Regions from separate parts of the Homo sapiens genome. Here region 1 is linked to region 2. A link is a contact called in ENCODE Hi-C data. All regions are on one chromosome and are shown on one strand. The core of a region is the stretch at or near the end of the contact, and the rest is flanking DNA. Distances in the headings are between cores, read along the strand shown. Region 1 overlaps GRIA3 (glutamate ionotropic receptor AMPA type subunit 3). Region 2 has its middle 84 kb from the start of CT47B1.

Region 1 (2,700 bases), core at 88-2,587, 2.6 Mb after region 2:
TGTCAACAACCAACAGCTGAGTCATTCAGATCAACCACATGATGATCTGAGTCAGTACTAAAGTGGCCAAAATAACCAGATTATGATGTGCAGGCTTGATTTTAGATCAGACTGACACAGCCACAGTCCATTAGCCTCAATACAATGGCACAGTGTAATTTCCATAAATTACTGTATTTTTCTCCACATTGTCAAGTAGACAATGCATAAACTACCATTAGTATTCACAGCAGCAAAATATACCTCTTTCCATATCAAACTGTGATTCTGGAATTACTCCAAAGTCAGTTTTCTCCTTGGTCTGGCAAAACCTCATCATTCCAAATAAAAATGACAGTCACAGTTCTGTCCCAAATGAACAACAGATAATAAACAATAATTATACAAATATGTTTGGTTTTCATGCCACTATATTTCTCAGTGTTTGGAGAAAATTTGTACCTTCTATAACTTGCACACCATTTTGGATTTTCTTATACAAAATACGGGTATTTTATACTACAAAAATGTGGGTATTTCTCTCCTAGTGTATAAGTTTAAATGTTTTATTTTCTATTCTGCCTCTCTGTGCCTCAGTTTCTTTATCTGTAAAATACCTCTGTTTGCTTATCTTTAAAATAGTACCTAACCATAGGGATAGAGAATTAAAATAGTTGGCACAGGTAAAGCAATTAGAACAGAGTCTGGCACACAAGAAGTGCTCAATAAGTATTAGCTATAATTGTTATCATTTTTCTTCCTCTATTACTATGGATGTTTCTTTGGAATGTTAATCTTTTATATAGCAAAATTATTTCTAGAGTCAGATCAGTTCAGAATAAATTAAATGTATGTGGCAACAATGAAGAAAGACTCTGAAAGGTCTAAATGCATAATCAAAACACCCTGTATACTTTTAGCATTCAGAAGTGTGCCACATTCTTTTCTGACTCATCCAGATGTTTTTACTTCTGATTAAAAGAGAAATGTTCCCAGATGAAATCCTGAGATAGTGTAACTGTTAGAAAAATCTACTGCAAAGCAGATTTTCAAATTCAAAAAGCTAAAAGTGATCATGTTCAGGAAATAAATACGGGTTGTCTCAGGAATCCAGGGACGAACAGGAACTACAGATTTAAAAAAAATCAAGTCAGTTTGTTATAGTTAACCAATAATAAATATTTATCAAAATACCTGCCAAAATTATTCAGAGTGTAGCATCTAAAACAACTGAGTTTTCCAGAGGCCAGAAAAAGGTTACCTTGGGACACAGGAATTTAAATTTGCTTTAAAGTGGTGAAATGCTGGTACAGACAGAGAAGAGCTTGATTTGCCGGCTCTCAGCCCAGAACTACCCTCTTCCCACAGAGCCTGGAGATATGCCAGGCTCCTACGCCTATTCTTGACTTTATGACAGAGTGGGTTCTCTTCCTGTGAGTTTTTCTGGGCATGGGAGAACATAGCGTAACTAGGATGGAGCTCTGCCACACAGCAGAATTATCCTAAGGATGATGTGGCAATGTTTTATAAAACCTAGGGAGCAGATTTTCATTTCTGCAGACAGAGCCAGCCTTCAGCAACACTGTGAAGGAGATGAAGTTTCCTGAGTACAAGCCATTACCCATCACTGAGCATTCAATTCCCTCACACTGTCCAATAACTTCTTATGGTCCCTGTCTCTGAGGAACACTCATGATGCAGGACCAAACTTGCAACCCTGTCTGCACCTTGAGAGTTTTATAAAGTGCTGCTGCTTAGTCCCAACCCCCAGGGTTATGATTTAATTGGTCTTGAAGCCTAGGCAAGGTTTTTTGTCTTTTTGTGTTGACGTGTTTTGACTGAAGCTCCCTAGATGATATTGATATGCAGGCAGAACTGAGAATCACTGATGTAGAAGAACAATGTTTCTCAGTTTGGTCTGCAGACCACTTGCAGCAGAATCACCTGTGATGCTTAAGAAGTGCAGATTCTTGGGCATTCAGCTATTCTGAATCTGCATTTTAACAAACACCTCAGGTAATGCTGATGCACAGTAACATTTAAGAACAAAAATTTCCCCTTATTAAAACTTACCCATCTTCTTTCCCATTCCCTACTAACTGAATAAACAGTGGGTGCTGTTGAAGTAATGTGTTACATTTTGATCAAGCCTCCTGAAAACAACACAGAGCGTGATTCCAATAGAATTTCTCCATCAGACCAGGAGGATGATTTTGTTTTCGTTTTCTGTGTGTGGGGGTGGAAGGGGGTGTGGAGGAAGCAAGCCTTTTGATGCCTCTAATCCCACTATACAGGTAGTTTCCTACTTCACTTGGAGTCTGCCCTGAGTGGTTAAGGCTTAGTTGTCAAAGGAGAAAGTTTCTAATCTCCTGGGCCCCAAAAGCTATTTATATGAAGATGATGAGAAATATTATCATCTAGCTCCTTGCCTTATGGATGACCAACTCCACAAAATAGCAATGTCTTTGTTAAATTTATTAAACTCAAAGTGAATAGTGCTCATTTTCCAGCACCTACCCATTTATCTTCAAGTGAGAAGAGGTTTTTGACTATGTTTCTCTCATGACATTACCTTGTAGCAGTGGTTTTCAACCTTGGTTGCACTTTGTAATCACCTGGTGAGCTTTAAAAAATTTAAATGTCTGTGTCCTACCTCCCAAGTTCTGATTTAATTGGTGGGCCTGGGCATGAGTTTTTTTTTAAGATCCTAGGTGATTTTAA
Region 2 (2,700 bases), core at 80-2,579:
CAGAGGTAAAACTTAAATTACGGGTTAAGAATTTTCAAAGGGCCAAAGAAGAAAAAGCCTCCAATAAAAAGCACAAGGGAATTTATTTTTGTCTAGTTGACTGGTCTTTCAGAAATAAAAAAGAAGCCATTTCAGAACTGACCAGTAGATGTCAGTGTTTGACAAGCACATAGCTGTTTGCTGAGGCTCCCGTATTAGCATCTGGCTCCATTTCAGCTAGCAAGTTTCTCTGCAAAGGAGAGGGAGTTTGTGTAACTGAAGCAAAGATTTTGCTTTCTCACTTCTCGCCCTGTCTTGCGGAAAACAGCATGATGCTTTGGGTAAGTCGTCGTTATCTTCACTTTCAGTGATTCCCTTTATAGATCTGCAGTCTGCTGAGAAGTTTAAAACACAAAATTAAACATGTGCTTAGCTCCCTGAAGGCCACATACTTGTTTTTCTTCACAAAGGTGCTTTTCCTTTTCCAGACCCACCTTCCCTTCATCCTACCCTTTGTGTAATATTAATCAAATATAGCCAGGAAATACTGCTGTTTGGGGACCAGGTTCCAAAGCTCTTGAAACAAGGATTTTATTTTTTGCTGCAGAGTGACACTTGCTCTGATTTCAGATGAAATTGCCATTTTCTAAAAATGGCAGCTACTTGGTGTGTCATTTTTCAAAAGAAAATGTGATCACATTGTAGCTGCGCTAAGCAGCCTCTTTCAGTCCTCTTTCGTTTTACACTTTTACTGGAAGGCTTTGAAAGAGGCAATGCAATTAGGTTCCAGTTGTCTCTGTTGAACTCAGAGATGCTCACCTTTTCCTGGGGAAGATGAATTCTTGTTATGTTGGTTTCTTATCGCATCCTGGATTAGGGAGGAAATGTGCAGCGAATTCAGACTAGGGATGGTGATAAAATCAACTGAGCTCTTTGAAAAGGCCACCCGCCTTGGGTTTCTGGAATTCAGACTTGTGGGGCTTTTACTCTTGAACAATTTTTAAGGATTGGGTAGTCAGGTTTTCTTTTCTTTTTCTTTCTTTCCTTCTTTCTTTTTCTTCTTCTTCTTTTTTTTTTTTTTTTTTTTTTTGGTGCCTGTGTTGCCCTTTATAAGCAGCCAGCTCAGATGCATTTAGAGACCATTTTTGTGGAATGATTTGGAACTGCAATCTCCCCTCCTTGGTTTGCTCTCATCCTTTTTGCATTTCTATTGGCCAAATGGAATGAAATAGTTCAATGTCATAAAGTCAGAGGTGGCTTTAGGCTTTGGGCACACTTTCTGAAGACCAATGGAGGTGGTCTGGGTGTGACAACGCCTACCAGTGTGGAGTAGTGCCCTGCTGCAGCATTCTTAGTGGCTGCTGGCCAAGAACTGGCCTTGTCCTGGGAAATGAGTCATCAGACATAAGCAGCTTGTTCTTGGAGGCAGAGCTGGCATTGGTTTCAAGGTCCTCTTGCATTTGGTGCACATCTGCTACTGCTTCACTGTGTCTCAACCTCCCTGGGTCCCCTCTCAGCAGTGTTCATAGTCTTGGAGGAAGAAACGTTCCCCCATTTCCCAGAAGGCTGATTTTCCATCACCTTGCCACTTCCCAACTCATTCCAGAGAACTTATCCCTCCTCAACTCCTGAAGGACCCTTTTTTTTTTTTTTTTTTTTTTGAGATGGAGTCTCACTCTGTCACCCAGGCTGCTGGAGTGCAGTGGCATGATCTTGGCTCACTGCACCCTCCACCTACGAGGTTCAAGCGATTCTCCTGCCTCAGCCTCCTGAATAGCTGAGATTACAGTTGCGCGCCACCACACTGGCTAATTTTTGTATTTTTAGTAGAGAACGGGTTTCACCATGTTGGTCAGGCTGGTCTCGAACTCCTGACCTCATGATCCACCCACCTCAGCCTCCCAAAGTGCTGGGATTACAGTCATGAGCCACCATGCACAGCCAAGGACCTTGTTTCCATACATAAAGAGGTTGAAGGTCTGGACCTTTTAGTCTGACACCTTCAACCTCTTCCTTACCTTGATGCTTCCCCTCTGCTTTCCTGCAAGTGAGGTAGTTAAGAGCAATAGTTTTGGAGGCCAACATACCATAGCCACTTGCTACCTGTCTGACATTAGGCAAGATCCTTTATTTCTCTGAGCCTCAGTTTCTTTGTTATTATTTTTTGTTTTATTTTAAATGAACAAATAACAATTGTATATATTGTATATTTATAGGACACAATGTGATATTTTTATACATGTTAATATTGTGAAATGATTAAATCATGCCTATTAACAAATCAGTCACCTCATATACTTTTTTTGTGGTGAAAACATTTCAAACCTATTCTTTTAGAAATTTTGAAGTATACGATGTGTTATTATTTATTATAGTCACCATTTGGTACAATTGATTACTAGCAATACCTACCTTGCTGTGTTTTGTGATTAGTAAATGAAGTACTATATGTAAGGCAACTAGCACTTTGTAGGAGCAAAGTAATCTATAGCTGCTGCTGTTAATTTTGTTGTTATTACTATTCTACTTGTTGCCGGCCTGCTCTCATCTCACTCTCCTCCCTTTAACTGTTCAATATTTTGAATGACTAGGTTATCCTTATATTCATTTACATTTACCATTTACTCACTATCCATTCCCTCTTGTTTTGGCAATTATATTTTAAATTCCAAAGGTTCTTCTTGTTCTCTGTTTTTTTGCTTGTAATATCTTGTCCATATT

What was found. Hi-C counts contacts between places; a loop is a spot of excess contacts on that map. Pooled maps may share reads with other maps.
Region 1: a map of CD4-positive, alpha-beta memory T cell shows a loop between it and region 2 (32-fold over the local background). The contact joins two enhancer-like sites. A Hi-C loop is called at or near these places in 14 of 168 maps with a recorded cell type or tissue (CD4-positive, alpha-beta T cell, CD4-positive, alpha-beta memory T cell, CD8-positive, alpha-beta T cell and 11 more), 11 of 37 single-sample maps with no recorded cell type and 25 of 50 pooled maps.

The regions. Positions count from the first base shown.
Region 1 is chrX:123,424,719-123,427,418 of GRCh38, forward strand. All of the region lies in intron 11 of GRIA3 (glutamate ionotropic receptor AMPA type subunit 3), which reads left to right. Among named protein-coding and RNA genes, the nearest start is that of GRIA3, 240 kb to the left of the region's middle. RefSeq lists an enhancer at 1-15. Within about 2 kb of position 1,338, at least 2 of the 41 ENCODE cell types and tissues checked have a DNase peak (open chromatin) inside an H3K27ac peak, as active enhancers do.
Region 2 is chrX:120,790,067-120,792,766 of GRCh38, forward strand. No RefSeq gene overlaps it. Among named protein-coding and RNA genes, the nearest start is that of CT47B1, 84 kb to the right of the region's middle. Within about 2 kb of position 1,330, at least 4 of the 41 ENCODE cell types and tissues checked have a DNase peak (open chromatin) inside an H3K27ac peak, as active enhancers do.